Linked DNA regions of Mus musculus: region 2 is linked to region 1. Evidence: chromatin loops called from intact Hi-C (ENCODE). Cell type or tissue: heart. All regions are shown on one strand. Links, peaks and the distances in the headings refer to the core of each region. The heading gives the core; the rest is flanking DNA. Region 1 overlaps Ddx60 (DExD/H box helicase 60). Region 2 overlaps Palld (palladin, cytoskeletal associated protein).

Region 1 (8,455 bases), core at 290-8,289:
TGCTTTTAGAGTTACATCCAAACCTTCTTTGCCTCAAACAACACAGACACATGTTCTGCTTCTGTGAAGAGCAGTAGGAGTGAACTCCATTCAGAGACACAGGAGACATGAAATACATGTCTACCTTGAACTTGCTTTCTCCAAGTGTAGAACCCACTTAAGCCTGGTGCACTTTTCCATGTGTGAAAACTGCCAAGTTGGAGAGACCAGCACCGTGGGTAAAGACCAACATTTCTTTTACTGTCTGTCTGTAGCTTTTATTTTATTCTCTGAGACCTAAGGAATCATCATGATTTCTATAGTTCCCAAATATTCTAAGTAAAAATCTTGCCAGTACATAGTTTTTGTAGGCTTTCTGAGTCAGCAAAGCAAGATATCATAGCTTTACCTTTCTGCAATGTATCTCTTCCCAACTCACTTGAGAAATCGAAAAATTGTCTCCTGAGAAATTACTGCTGCTTACACTTCAGATTTAACTAAAGGTTGAAGAAACAGTGTATATACCCCTAGACCCAGTAGACTCACCTCAAAGATGTTAGGTATAATTATACACTTTTAAGAAGATTCCAGATGTCAAAAAATGACCTCAGTCTTGGAAAAAATCTAGCAGCCAATTAACTCATGCATATCTATTGAGGTGGATCTTCACTTCCCTGCTGATTCCTACATATAAGCTTAAGTTGACACTAACATGATAATAACCTTCACACTGTGTAAAATTCCAGTGGGTGGAGTTTAGGGGGTGTTAGACAGGATGAGGTTATTCTAAGTGTTTGGGGGTTATAGCATTGTTGTAGCATTTAAAGAATGGAAACACAGGCCAAGAGGTGGTGGTGCAGGCCTTTAATCCCAGCACTTGGAAGACAGAGGCCAGCCTTGTCTACAGAGTGAGTTCCAGCACTCTGGAACTCAAGGCTACACAGAGAAACCCTGTCCCCCAAAACAACAATAACAACAAGATTAGAAACAGTTTAAACTGCACCCCCAACCCCACCCCAAACGTAGAGATTTCTAACATGGATCTAAATGGTATCTCTTCCTACAACTGAAATTTTTCTGATTCAGAAATAAATGGACCATAACTGTTTTTTAGCCACTATAGTCTATGTATAGTGCTACAAAACAAAACAAAACAAAATAAAACAAAACAAAACAAAAACCATCATTCAGCAGGATACCTGAAAAACCACATCTTTTGTTTTGAAAGTTAACCACTGTGAGTTCAAGTTGAGAGCTTAAAATTCTAGCACTGAGAATTGAGGTTAAGAACTCAATTAGAGATCCCTTCTAAATAATTGTATTGAATGAGTGGCAGTGTACAGTGGATTAATAGAGGAGTATTATTTCAAACAAATGAAACCAGTGACATCATTATTTCAACAGTCATTTATATACAATTAAAATGAAGAAAAATATTAGCTACATGTTTTCTTTAAAAGCATCACAAAAATTCAATGAAAATATACATATTTTACATTTCATATTATATCAAGAGGTATTATTTCATTAACTAGCTATCTAAGCAGTGAAATCCCTTTATGTTGATTGTATAGATTATATTACACTTTCAGGATACTAAAATCATTTTTTTCTATCTTCAAAAGTAGTTTTAGACATACTAACAGTGAAAATATGTAAAATGCAATATTTGATTGGGTCTCATGGAGTGTAAAAACTGTCTTTAAATGTATATATGTAATATTCTTGTATTTTTTTTCCTTCAATCCTCAATAATTTAGAAATATAAGCATTTTTGTCAACTTTTTGAGAAACCACCAAGTACATTAGAGGCAACCACAAGAAGTTTGATGGCAACTCTATTTGCTTATTCATTCCATCTCATCATGTATGATTGTTTGAGTAAGACATAAGAGTAAAGATATATAATTCACAATGATTCTATGGTGATAGTTTAAGCAGTTTACATAGTTTTTCTTTTCACACTAATTCAAACTTCTCTTGAAAAGACGTAGACAATTGTTCAAATGCTAAAACAACATTGTCTTCTTCATTTTCACACAGTTCACGCAAGGAGACACTATAAATAGAAAAATACAAATATATAATATATGTATATATATATGCATAGATATATTCAATTAAGTAACATTGAATAATATAAAAAAGGGCTGTCCTCTAAAGTTATGAAGTAATATTAGGAATTTATAAGGAATGTTGATAAGAAACAAATTTATTAATAAAATAATACTTGTACAAAAAATAAATAAGAAAAGAAGACAATGTGTCACATTCAGCAAAGGGTGATTGAAAGGACACCAAATTTTATTACTTTGATCCTTGATCCCTTAGGCAATACAACACAAATTTCTTTTCTCTACATATCTCATGGACACATTTTGTGGTTTTTCAACTACTGTGTCCAGCATTTTCTGAAGACTATGATGGAGAAAGAAAGCTTCCTTTCTTTATCTAGGTAGGGGATAAAAAAAACAAAACAAAAAAACAAAAACAAAGCTGGGGTGTTGTCAGCAGAGTAATACACCTCATCTAATTCAGATGACCTCACCTAAATCCCCAGAAACCAGGACTCATGTTAGGCTCCATGACAAAGGGCAATTACCATCACAGATGAGCCCACAGAGGACAGCTAATGATCAGTGGAGATAAATGATTACTCTGGATTCTTTAGGTATGACTAATGGAATTCTCAAAGGTGCTCATGAGTGCGAGGAAGGAGAAGATGGGAGTCAAAATGGTGAAATGTGGATATTTGATTCATAATGTCAGGTTTCTCTATTGAACATCCCTGGCCTCCAAGTCAGAAGGAAACTCTGACCCAAAGATGCAGACAACCTCTAACTGTTGGGAAAGAGCCAAGGTTTTCCCTTAGAACATCCAGACATCTAATTTTGTCTGGTGAACGCACACTTTGATGATTGGTCTCCAGAATGGTAAGATGATACATTTATAGAGGTTCATACCATTGAATGACAATTTGTTACACCAGCATTAAGAAACTTGTGAACAGGCATGAAGAAAGGGAAAAGAAACACACCACTCTATTAATGGGTCCCAGCATTAGGAAGGTTGAGAACCACTACTGCAGATAAACAAAGCGTTTCCCTTCTGCTCCCATATACCTCAAATTAACTCTGTGTATAAAATAACAAATAAATAATAAAACTATATAAAAATAAATAAATCAGATTAAAATAATAAATAATAAAAATAATAAAATAAATTATAAAGCTCTCTGTATAAAAAACACCCATAAAGGTCTGATTCGGCTCTGATCAAGGAAATAAAATAGAGAACTGTTTTTAAGGACCCTATAATGATGAGATTTATGGTCACTTGAATACACATGTGACAAAATAAAAGTCACTGTCAAAGTGTTGGAATACATATGAATATGAGGGGTTAAGGGGCTATTTAACTAGGTGACAATATATGGCCAATGGAGCCAAGGATGGGGGTGATCACAAAGAGTTTGATATTGCTTTGTGAGTAACTGGGCTTTGTTCCAGATCAGAATAAAAAGTGACTATGAATTTACAGTCAGACAAACCCTGAAGAAAAATATAGACTGTAGCAGGAGACTCAAGAGCAAGCAAATGTTATAAATTGGAGAGCTGCTGGCACCTCAGAGATTTCTGAAACGTGTATTTGCTACGATATTGCAATGGGGATCATTGAGAATATCTAGGATCAGGGATGCTCAGGAATGGTTTTGAGCTATGTGCACTGCCCTAGTCTGAGGCTCTATCTTGATGGAACTTAATCTCAAAAAAACATTTTTTTAATTAATTATAAAACAGACCATAACCAAAAGGTTGTAGGGATGGGGGACTCTACAGACCCTCTGGGAAGTTGAAATGCATGGTATGTAACAGATGCAGTGACACTTTTAACTTGGATCATGGGGGGGGGTGGTAATAATCTCAACATTTCAAAATGACAATTAAATTTGGGGAAATACAAAAGTAACATTTAAACATGTAACGTACCTGATAGACTTAATGATAAGATTAAAATCTTTCAACAGGCTATAAGCTTCCCCTGGATGTATCCTAAGGGACAGGAAAACAGAAATTAACGATACGATTATTTACTATTGATGTTTATATCCATAAATTAGAGCTGGCTCAGACATGGTCAAAGATGCTGCTGCTGCTGCTGCTGCTGTTATACAATGATTAATCAGACTACTGAGAATAAGTGACTGTTGAGCACTAACACCTATTTGGAACATCTATGTCACTTCACCAAGACTCAGAAAGAATCACAAAAAAATGAGACAGAGAGAATTAAGAGCTAAGTGAAGCAAGTGCTGAGAAATGCTATCTTCTGGGCCTGATGTGATTCATGCGTCCACAGCAGCAAAGGCTGTCTGAATAGGGTCTGCACAAGAGCAGGACCATTAATATCAGCCAAGGATGAGAGACAAGCTCCTAGGACAAGAGTTCCCAGGAAAGGCAGGGGCCCTATGGGCTAAAGAAAGGAGAGTCATTTTTCTTCAGTATTGTTTTCTCTGATGAGTCTCCTGACTTCCAGGGGATGGCGACACACTCATGCAGATAGCCCTAGTAAAACTCAGTGTGACTCAAAGTGAAAATAAACCAAAATTTAAAGACAACACAAACATGGACAGCTGACTTGCTGGGGTTAGGGGATACAACTGAGAAGGTATACAAGAATAAACGGGGAGATATGGTCATAATATTTTACATACAATTATGAAATTATCAATGAACAAGTTTTAAAACCAAAAAATATTATCAACTAATGTAAATGCAACTTTATTCACAAAAATAAATCAGCCTTAATAAGTAAAAATTTTCTAGGTTTCTGAGGACTATTAAAACTTTTTATACCTTAACTTAGTAAAGAATGTTCAAATTTTTATGTCTACTGCATGTTTAATTCCTTAATATATCTGCCACTAGATGAGGTGTTTAGCACTGAGACAAGTATCTCCCTGCTCAGGGATAGTTTCCTGGATATTTCCCTAGGAGTGAATATCTAATTTGCTTGGCATGACTAACTACTTCTTGAAATTATCAAGAGAAAACATATCTATTGACCTGGTCTTACAGACGTCAAAGCCTATGTGTTGACTGACAGTTTTCTTCCTCAACTATCCAAGTTTTGTGGCCACAATACTGGAGTTTGAGAGTGATGGATGCTAACTGTATGAAAAATGACCTAAATAATGCCTGCTTCTATTTATACCTATAAAAATGGCTTCCCTGACAAGCTAAAGTGTCAGACCCAGATATGTAAACTAGACACTTTATATTCTCTCAGGCATTAAAAAAATGCCAGATTGCTATCTGCCATTATATCTAAAATACTAAATGGTGCATAAATAGAACTGTAATGTAAAGATATATTTGATATACACAAAGACACATTTAAGGCATATATTTAGATCAAGTGAGTTGGCCCATGTGCTAAACTTTTGCTGCTAAACTAGAAATAAATGTATAAAATATGCCATCATCTGTGCCATTTGTTCTGGAAGTGAAAATCTAATATGTTTGTCAGGAATAGTCATTTCTTGGAATTTTCAAGATAAAACATACCTATTGTCCTGGACTAATCCAATAAGGGATCCATGCTTATAGAAATCAAGTGCATAGGCATTAAGTGGAATTTTTCTTCCTTGACTATCCAATGCGTATGGCCACAGCACCGGGGCTTGTGTGTGATTGATACCAAGTGTGTGTAGAATGACCTAAAGAAATACAAGTTTTTAGTTATTCACATGGACAGAGGCTTACAACTTAGAACTTGTAGTTATCTGTAGAGAAATTTTAATCCAACAATATGGCTGATCAGGCAAGGGATGATACCCAAAGACTTTCTAGGTCTGTGTGGTCCAGTCAGAATACAGACAGTGAATTACAGTATTATCTGGCTAGAATATAAATATGCTCAGCACACACCTTTAATCCTTAATAATAGAGGTAAGATTAGTTTGTAGAAGGAAGCAGCCATGTTTGAAAGTAACATCTAATTGAGGGGCAGACAAGGTGACAAATCAGAGAAATATCTGGCAGAATGAGTCAGAAATAGGATATGCCCAACTCTCATGAAAACAGAGGCAATCTGAGAGAGCAGCTGAGAGAGAAGGGGGAGAGGGACAGGGACAGGGGAAAGGGGAGGGGGAGAAACAGGGAAGGAAAGAGGGAGGGAGAGGGAGAAAAGGCAGTTTTATCAGGACAGTTTTACAGAGAAAGGTTGCAGGTGAAGACAGAATGAGAATGAAAATGAGAACTAGCCAAAAGATTAGAACATATTGAAAAGTTGTTATTTATAAGGCCAAGCAGAGCAATTCAGTCAGAAGTCCAAAGAAGCCAGATTGAATCAGTCAGCTTGGAGAGGACTTTGGCCTGGAAGAGCTGAGTTGAACCAGCCAGCCCGACTTCAGAAAAAGTTAGAAAGGGTGAGCTTACAATAATATTGGGAGAATTCAACACCCTACTCTCACCAGTAGACAGATCCTGGAAACAGAAACTAAACAGAGACACATGGACACTGACAGAAATTATGAAACAAATGGATTTAATTGATATCTACAGAACATTTTATCCTAAAACAAAAGGATATTCTTCTCAGAGCCACATAGTACCTATCCAAAATTGACCATATAATTGGTTACAAAACAGGCATCAAGAGATACAAAAATATTGAAATTATCCCATGCATCCTATCTGATCAGAACGGACTAAAGCTGGTCTTCAATAACAACATAAATAATAGAAAGCCAACATTCATGTGGAAACTGAACAACACTCTACTCAATGATTCCTTGATCAAGGATGAAATAAAGAAAGAAATTAAAGACTTTTTAGAGTTTAATGAAAATGAAGCCACAACATACCCAAACTTATGGGACACAATAAAGGCAGTCCTAAGAGGAAAACTCATGGCTCTGCGTGCCTCAAAAAAGAAACTAGAGAGAGCATACACTAGCAGGCTGACAGCACACCTAGAAGCTCTAGAACTAAAGGAAGCAAATTCACCCAAGAGGAATAGACAGCAGGAAATAATCAAACTCAGGGCTGATATCAACCAAGTGGAAATAAAAAGAACTATTCAAAGAATCAACCAAACAAGGAGCTGGTTCTTTGAGAAAATCAACAAGATAGATAAACCCTTAGCCAGACTAACTAGAGGGCACAGGGACAGTATCCTAATCAACAAAATAAAAAATGAAAAAGGAGACATAACAACAGAACCTGAGAATATCCAAAACTTCATCAGATACTACTACAAAAGGAGTTCTATCAGACCTTCAAAGAAGACTTAATTCCAACTCTTCTCAAACTATTCCACAAAATAGAAAGAGAAGGTACTCTACCCAATGCATTCTATGAAGCCACAATTACTCTGATACCTAAACCATACAAAGATCCAACAAAGAAAGAGAACTTCAGACTAATTTCCCTTATGAATATCAATGAAAAAATAATGAATAAAATCCTCGCAAATTAAATCCAAGAACATATCAAAATGATCATACATCATGACCAAGTAGGCTTCATACCAGGGATGCAGGGATGGTTTAATATATGGAAATCCATCAACGTAATCCATTATATAAACAAACTCAAAGACAAAAACCACATGATCATTTCATTAGATGCTGAGAAAGCATTTGACAAAATAAAACACCCATTCATGATAAAAAGTCTTGGAAAGATCAGGAATTCAAAGCCCTAAACATAATAAAAGCAATCTACAGTAAACCAGTAGCCAACATCAAACTAAATGGAGAGAAAATGGAAGCAATCCCACTAAAATCCGGGACTAGACAAGGCTGCTCACTTTCTCCCTACCAATTCAATATATTACTTGAAGTTCTTTCCAGAGCAATTAGACAACAAAAAGAGATCAAGGGGATACAAACTGGAAAGGAAGAAGTCAAAATATCACTATTTGCAGATGATATAACAGTATATGTAAGTGACCCCAAAAATTCCACCAGAGAACTCCTAAACCTGATAAACAGCTTCAGTGTAGTAGATGGATATAAAATTAACTCAAATAAATCAATGGCCTTTCTCTACACAAAGGATAAATGGACTGAGAAGGAAATTAGGGAAACAACACCCTTCACAATAGTCACAAATAATATAAAATATCTTGGTGTGACTCTAACTAGGGAAGTGAAAGATCTGTGTGATAAGAACTTCAAATCTCTGAAGAAAGAAATTGAAGTAAATCACAGAAGATGGAAAGATCTCTCATGCTCATGGATTGGCAGGATTAATATAGTCAAAATGGCTACCTTGCCGAAAGTAATCTACAGACTCAATGCAGTCCCCATCAAAATTCCAACTCAATTCTTCACTGATATAGAAAGAGCAATTTGCAAATTCATCTGGAATAACAAAAAACCTAGGATAGCAAAAACTCTCCTCAATACTCAAAGAACCTCTGGTGGAATCACCATGCCTGACCTAAAGCTGTATTACAGAGTAATTGT
Region 2 (8,455 bases), core at 162-8,161, 330 kb after region 1:
GGTTTTTGCTAGTAAAACCTTATATCTGAAAAGGCCAAAATTTGCTTATCCCTAGAGAGACATGCATTATTTAAAAAAGTGTTACTGTCTCCTCTATTTTACAAAAGTACAGCCAAGTCTACCTGAGTTTGGTAGAAAATTCCATTAATGGTGAGATGTGCTAACAAATGTTTTTTGTTGCTAGTAAATATATAACAGTTATCTCTATTTAAAATGCTAATTTCCCTGATTAGATCTTACACATTAATATAAATACTGTACTGTAAGACTGTTACAATAATAAAATAATCGTATTTTATTTGAAAAATCATGTCCAGTCAACATCAGATAATCATCATTGCTAATGAAGACTATACATTTGTACATTTTTTTTCTGATTTAAATTAGAATTCAAATGCAGAGATTTCACACCCTCTCAGCCACACTGAGCCAGGCAATGGACTGATTCCCCTTGGTTTTTCTCTTCTACAACACTAAAGTCTCAGAACTAAGAGAAGACAAAAATTCTCAACAAAATTTGAATCCAGCAAAAGCGACAGCTGTTAGCCCTAAAATAAACACTAAAACTGAGTTAAATATAGGACCCTAACCGTAAAGATGTCAAATATTTGCTAACTGATAGAGATTGAAGCTTTCCAAGATTCTATTTTCTCTTGGGATTTTAAAAAAAATAATACCTTAATAATCTTTATCAGTGTGAGTTGCCTCTGGTTCATTTTCTTTCTTCTGTGTGTTTATTAAAGTCAGTTCTATCCAGGTCCTGACCACACAGCTCTTTTGGCAGTTTGTTTTGATAAGTTCCAACTTCTGAAACAAATTTTAATGGAAGTAGACCGGGTCTACAAATAGAAACCCAGGTCTTCTGTAAAAATAGTTTAAAGAATAATTGCTAATTTATAAAAACACAAAACAACAACAAAAACAAACAGCTTCTACCTAACACTCGCTTCCCTATTTTCCAGAGCTCAGAAGAAAACAACGTCCGTTTCCTTAACGATAGGATCCTCAGCTCCGAAAACAGGAGTGACCACAGCTGTGATTCAGCCCCTATCTGTGCCCGTCCAACAGGTAATTGTGCCTCCAGCCACCAAGGAGCTGAGTTCAGGAACATCAGGCTCTTCTGTTTTATGAATACGAGTTCAATTCTAACTGACAAATTCCCATGCAATATTTTCTGAGGAAAAAAAAGAAAAACTACCCACAATCGAAGGAAGAAAAAAAATAATGGTTAATGTTCTCATTTTTGCTCATTAAGAATAATCTGTAATCACAGCCACACTACCAGGAAGTCACCAGCCAAGCTCAAATAGGAATTTCTGAGCTGATAATAAGCCTTAGCTCTGACTGTCCTCTCTGACCTTCCTTTCAGTTAGCCTATCTCATTAGCTTATTTATTTAAAGAGACCAATAATGTTCACACACCAACCAAAAACTTTTCCCATCTCAGAAGGCCAAACAGTATGGCTTAGAAAAAATAAAATAAAATGGTTTGATTTCACTATACTGTTTTTAAATATTGGTTTAGGGTCCGTGTGAGACTGTTTTATTGAAGAAAGAGCAAGTTCTAGGAAGGGACTGTAGTAGGTTTACTCTCCAAGCACCATCAGCATTACTCCTTAAGTAAAAGACAAAATCAAATGTCTGTAAAGAATTGATATGATGTGAATCTGTAAGTCCAACAGTAGTAGTAGGTTTCCCGGACACTCCTGGTAAGTAAACCCATCCCTAGTTAAAAGATTTGTCTCGTGTGCATCCCCATGCCTTCCATGAGTTCTTATTACTCACAATATTATCAGAATCATAACAACTACCACATGCCATACATAGTAACATGTAAGAGATGAACTTTAGGGGAAAGACATTTGTGTTCATAAACCAACAAGAATAAGTGACTCAGTAGAGGCAGCCATAGTAGGTATTTCCTTTAAACCACTGAACTAGAGTTTTCATTCAAAACTAATGGTAGCCTTAACTCAAGAGTTTGGCTTTTAGTTCTCAACTAGAATTTATGTAAATGCTAACCACTCTGCTAGATATTTAATAGCAGAAAGCAGAAGTCATCAGCGCCCCCTCCTTCCCAGTCTGGCTGGGCAAAACTCTAGAAGCTTCTCAATATGACCAAATGTATTGTGAGATACAGATGAGAACATACATTGATGTATAGATGCAAACACTACAGTGATGTGTAGAGTACATTGTCAATGGCTTTATTTATAAGAACTCCGAATAATGAGTCCTAGTTTACAGATGTGAGGCTGAAGTGCTCATCATTTCTTCCTTACAGCCAATGAGAAGAAATGTTTAATATATGGGAGCCAGAGTTTCTGGGTTCAAATCCCAGCTCTACCCACTTACTGAAGGGACTTCCGAGCAAATAGCATAACCTCTCTGGGCCTAATTCCTTTGTCCGCAAACTGGAGATGATAAGACCAGGGGTGTCTCCCCGGGGTGTTGTGAAGAGTTTCTTACTTAGTTTTTATGTGACGTTTCAAACAATGTCTGACCCAGGGTAAGGCTATAAAAGTATTCGTGTATGCTTTGGATGTCCACGATAGTGAAAAGTGAGACACAGGCCTCCCTCCTGAAACATAAGCCAGTAAAATATATTCCTGGGACAATGAATAAGATCTGTCACTGCCATAGTATCTCCACCGCACTGTGGTGTCACACAGTGTGTCCAGACAAATGTGATCAGATGGCTATCGATTTATAAGTAAGTCCAGATTGCCTGAAAATAAGCAATTTCACACACAAAAGAGTTCCATTCCCTGCTTTTTATTTTCCATTCACAACTCTGAAAGCTTTTACCTCCCCTGAGATGACTGCTGTTCAATAACAGTTTCAGTGCCTTGACATTTTTTATTTTTTACACATCAATAAATGAGTTTTATTTCTTTCCCTCATAATTTCTATCTCCCTTTACTGACAGAGTTCACATTAAAAACAAGATCGGCAGATGTTCCCATTTCTTACCTTACCCTCCATTGCCCATAGCTTATCCTTTTGATTCAATGAATCCGGAATGTATTTTAAAATAAAATATAGCGTCTGTGAGACGGTCTGAACAGACCCCTGTGGAAGTCCCACACACAGAAATCCATTTGGTAATAGCATTTAAAGGCTCTCAGAGTCCCCCAGGACCCAGGGAGCTCTTGCCTCCAATATCCTTTTGACCAAAGAAGAGTAACAGATGTGAAATTAGGGGGCAGAACAATGTCTGTACTGTAAGAGTAGACTAGCGGGTAACGTGTGGCGACACTCCCATAGCCTGGAATCACTCACGTGGAGCAATCCCCATAATGAAAGGCTTCTCTAGCTCATCCCTTCAAAGATGTATAGGTTGAGAATCTGATCCATGTGTCTCTGCTCTTTCAGGCTCACAGCGCTACTTCATATCTCTGCCGACCTGACGGAACCACCATGGGCTGCCTTCTTCCTGTTTTTACTAAGGTCTGACATCTGGAAGTCTCATTCTCCATGTTTTCTTTAGTGCTTAAATTTCATTCACATGTGACTTTATGTAGCAGCCCTTAAGATTTGAAATGAAGATATTAATAGGCAGATCACCATGGTTACCTTAGGGGATAGGTAGGTATTCATTGAATAATGACTGTATGGCTGTTTTCTTATGCAAGATTGAGAAATGTGGTTGGACGCAGGTGAAGCAGATGTCTGACTTAATGGGAAAGCTAAGAGAGGTATGAATAATTCAGTGTTTAATTTATTTCCTTTCTTTATAGCTGGGCATGATGGCATATAACTGTAGCCCCAGCACTTGGAGGGAGAAGGGCAAGGGTTTTTAAGAGTTTGAGGCCAGGACTAGTCTGTACAATGAATCCCAAGAATCAGTCAGGTTACTTTTTTACTACCAGGGAAACCTCTTGAAAGATCTAGGAAGCTTTACAAGACAAAAACAAAAAAAACCAACAACCCAAGCAAACAAACAAACAAAAAACTGATTTTTCCACTTGTTTTAAGTTGGAGATTTACATTGCCAAGTTGAAGGAGTCCCATGCCATTCTGACAGGAGTCAGAAATCTGTCCATGCAGATTCTCTTTCTTTCTTTCTTTGTGTTTTTTGGAGAGAGTCTAAAACTTTATTGATGGACATTTTAAAAGGCCAAATAAGAGGAAAAATAAGCCATTCTCATGTAGAAAGATTAATAAAGTCCTTAGTCCCCTGACATAGGGTATCTCTGATACAATTTTGCTGAACTCCCAACAAGTTTCTTGTTTCTATCCATTTGTTTGATATAGAATTTAGTAGCCTGGTTCTAAAAGTTATGTTGTAAGGGGGTGGGGGAGTTACTGTAAATAGCCAGGGTCCTACTAAAGAAATAAAAGGGGCACCATTATGGAAGAAATGAACTTGCCTTATAACATACTAAGGTACCCTAAAGATCTGTTATCTACATTAAAAGTTTAGCATCCATAATCTGAAATGCTTTAAAAACTAAAATGTCGTATTTTGACGGATGCCTGAGTGGAAGATCCTATCACACACAAAGTGACAAATCTCAGTCCACGTGCAGGTGTATTATATAAACACTGTATAAAATTTCCTTGGGATATGTGGGTTAGGTATTCAGAAAACATTACTGAATTTCATGTTTGCTTGTGCCCTGCCTTAGTGTATTTTCTGTTGCTATGATAAACACCATGACCCAAAGCAACTTGGGGAGGAAAGGGTTTATGTGGCTATGCGTTCAGGTCACGATCCAACAGAGAGGGAAGTAACAGCAAGTAAGAAAGCAGAAATCAAGGAGGAGCTGTGCTTTCTGACTGGCTCCCTAGCTTCTGCTCAGCAAGCATTTTTTGTATAACCCAAGACTCCTTGCGGAGGGATTGGCACCACCCATAGTGGTCTGGACCCTCCTACATCAATTAGTAATCAAGAAAATACCACACTGTCCTGCCCACGGGACAGTCTGATGGAGGCAACCCCTCAACTGAAACTCAGTGGGTAATTCCAGGCCAGCAGAAGCTAACTAGGAGAGATCCGATGCCCAAGATATCCCCATGTCTATGTAAACACTCCAGTGTTTAAAACAAATCCAAATCCCAAATCCAAAACACTTTTGGATAAAGGCATGAGTCTCCTCAAATTGCTGAGGAGTCAGAATAGCAGAGATATTTCAATAACTGCAGGCACGTAGACACACTTGGGGACACAGTGAATTCTTTTAGTAAGATAAAAAAAAAAATAAAATAAATGGAACTCCACACTTTTCACAAAAAAAAAAAAAATTCCAAGTACACTGAAGATACATGAGAAAACCACTCTGAAATCCTCAGTGAGGATGCCTGAGTGGCTCAGGGGCATCATTCCTGGCCTCAGGATGCTGCAGTCAAAGAGTGCTGTGAGTTCAAGATAAGCCGGGGCTAGGGAGTATGAACCCTCTGGAGAAAGGAAGAGAGAGATGGAGAGAAGGAATTTCTGTCAGGCCACACCAAAAGCAGCTTTGTTATCTTTGTGGGGGTAGGGGGGGTTATTTTCCCTCTGAAGCCTGACTGAATCCAAGCTTAGTAAAGGCCTCTTTCCACAAGTCACCCTTTTCCCAGTGAGCGTAGAAAACAAATGGTATCTGTTGAAAAGCCTCCCCCCCCCCCAAAAAAAAAAGCTAGAAACAATAAAAGCCAAAGAAATCCTTTAAGACTGTGACAAACCTAAGTCTCTGGTACAGATATTTTCTTCTGGTGCTTTGAGCAGGGACCGCCTAGAGGGACCATGCTCACAGTCAACATGAAGTATAAGAGTTTTTCACAGCCAACTTCTCAAGGACATCTCTGGAAGACTGTGTTAAATCATGCATTGCTAACCATGACTCATCGGATGCAGGGGCACCTTAGGCTAAGACACCTTTAGCCCAGGCTAGCCTTCAACTCACAATCTTCCTTCCTCAATTTTCTCAGTGCTGGGATTTTAAACATTGCACCACTATGACCAACCCTCCCATGACTCTTCATTTAAACAGATCAAGTCCATATTGAGTGTACAGGTGGAGGAACACAAAGGTACCATTTAGTTTTCCTTCATCCCAAGGTCAAATGCTTCCTTTGTCATGGCCTGGCTCGTGTAAACATGAGATTCCTTCCTGGACACCTAGAACATGCTGAAAAATCTAGAACTGAAACCTCAGAGTCATCCACTGCAATCCAACTGCTAGGACACAGACACTGTTAACAGTTATCTTACCCCCCCACCACCACCACTACCACCATAATTACCACACATATAAATCAAATCATGAACTGTTCTGTGTACTAACAACATGGCTGGGAAATACGATTTTTAATATATGTTGCTTTTTTAAGAAATGAAAGGCAGAGAGTGTGTGGAAGCGGTGTGTGCATCTCCACCCTCTAACCTGGTGCCTGGTGTGGCATGCCTGCTTTCTGCTGGATACATCTCCTCCCTGCAACTGCTTTCTCCTTTTCCCTTTAAGCAGCTTCCCTCTGTGGTCTGCAGCATCCTTTTTAGGCTAGGCTTTAGTGGAGCAGGTTTAGACAATGACCCTGCACCTGCTCTTAACTCAGATGACACTTGGACTCATCACACTGATTCTCTGGCATTCCTCTTGTGCATGGCAGTGACAGTGCATGGCAAGGGGACTCTTCCTATCAAAGGAGTACCTCCATCTATTTCCTCGTGTTTCTCTAAAGATTCCCAGCATGGGTAACAAGGATGGTCACTGGATGGCTACTCCAGAGGGCTGTTCTTTCCTTAGACCCTTCCAGGGAACCACAGTGCCAAGTGAACATGATCTGTGTTGACAGGTCTTCATATGGAGCCGGAAGCATCCAGGGCGCCCAGATTCCACACTGAATTATGATTCAGATGGCTAAGCACAGCTTCTGAAGGTTGATTCTCATCATTCTGAGGGCTCCTCCTTGTTTGTTTTAATGGCTTACTGGGCTTAACCATCTATGATGCATGTGCCTGTGTGTGTGTGTTTGTGTGTGTGTCGTTGTGTGTTTGTGTCTTTGTGTGTATGTGTCTTTGTGTGTGTGTCGTTGTGTGTTTGTGTCTTTGTATGTATGTGTCTTTGTGTGTGTCTTTGTGTGTGTGTCTTTGTGTCTGTGTGTCTTTGTGTCCGTGTCTTTGTGTACACATGTGCATGCCTCTCACTACAGTAGAAGGCAAGCTGGAACTGAAGTCTAGGAGCAAGCATACATTTCTGTTGCCCTTTATCGGTAGGCATCTGTGCTTTTGCTATTTCTCTTGCTTTTAAACACAAAGGGAAAAAGCCACATGGTTTTAGGAATAAATCTAATCTCCTTTGATGCCTAAAAGCTTAAACATGAAAAATATTTGGGTGTCATTTGTTATATACCAGAACTAGCTTCCTGGAGATATTTCATAGGTTGGCTCATAGAAAGCTGGACCGCACACTGTGCTCTGAAACACTAAATTAACTCATCTCTGGCTACATTCATGAACTACAAAACATTTACTTAAAAGTCAGAGATTTTCTAGGGCTAGCATCATGTCCCATCTGATAAAGGCACTTTTTTTTTAACCAAGCCTGAGTTTATTCCCTAGGACCCACATGGTAGAAGGAGAGAACCAACTCCCTTGAGTTATGCTCTGGCATGTGTATACCCCAGTCCCACACACAGTGAATAAACAAATATAGTAAAACATGAAAAGAGATTCAAAGCCCAGCGACTTGTTGCACTTTAAAACACAAATGGAAAAAAGAATGCAATCATTAGTTGATTTTTTTTTAAGAATAAGTCTCAGGTAGCCCAGGATAGCCTCACATCCTCAATATAGCTGAGGATCACTTTAAGGTTGTGATCATCCAGCATCTACTTCTGTCTGTGCTGAAAATTTTTAAATGAGATTTCAAGCGTAGTAAGTAAGCGCTCTTCCATCGACTCTACAGCTCCAACCCCAGTAGCTGATAACCTTAAACTTTTCATTTACACACACACACACACACACACACACACACACACACACACACACATTCTCCTTACTGTCCAAATCCAGACATCATTCTTCTACTTTAATAATTGATAGGAAAATACTATAGGCTTTTAGACTATGCACAGTGCTTTAGCACACACCCTACGCAAGGAACATTTGCTAAATCACATACTACTTTTACTTTTTCCCGTTTGCTGTAAGATTTGTGACTCACTGTTACTCCCCCAGACCCTTAAAACACAAAACAAAACAAAACAAAACTGCCCAAAGTCCACACACTTCCTGTTGAAGTCTGTCCATTAGCTTGTTTATAGGTAAGGGTTTTTTTGGTTTTGTTTTTGTTTTTTTAAATCGTACTTAATTATTTCAAAGGACTGACACACCTTATAGGGTATGTAAATCTAGGAAGCCTAAGTCTGGTCAAATTATTAAAGAGTCTGAATGAGTGAATAGCTCCTATCACTAGTTAATCTCAACGGGGGAAGGTAGGGAGAGGACATATGTAAGGAAATTGTTAGCATT

Evidence for each region. Hi-C counts contacts between places; a loop is a spot of excess contacts. Peaks named below come from ENCODE experiments on the same cell type or tissue, not always from the same donor. Only the 100,000 strongest peaks of a DNase experiment are listed, where the experiment ranks them.
Region 2: a loop joins it to region 1, with 4 times the contacts of the local background. A loop is called at or near these places in 2 of 42 quality-filtered maps.

The regions. Positions count from the first base shown.
Region 1 is chr8:62,030,618-62,039,072 of GRCm38, reverse strand. Ddx60 (DExD/H box helicase 60) reads right to left here. Exons shown (of 38, transcript NM_001293783.1): 36 at 5,547-5,698; 37 at 3,969-4,031; 38 at 1,372-2,038. The coding sequence ends at 1,939. Among named protein-coding and RNA genes, the nearest start is that of Anxa10, 88 kb to the left of the region's middle. In heart, for the core only: a CTCF peak has its summit at 4,520; no DNase peak of the experiment used is centred there.
Region 2 is chr8:61,703,988-61,712,442 of GRCm38, reverse strand. Palld (palladin, cytoskeletal associated protein) reads left to right here. Exons shown (of 22, transcript NM_001293772.2): 5 at 963-1,068; 6 at 3,376-3,450. Among named protein-coding and RNA genes, the nearest start is that of Gm51576, 23 kb to the right of the region's middle. In heart, for the core only: no CTCF peak of the experiment used is centred there; a DNase peak (open chromatin) is centred at 3,302.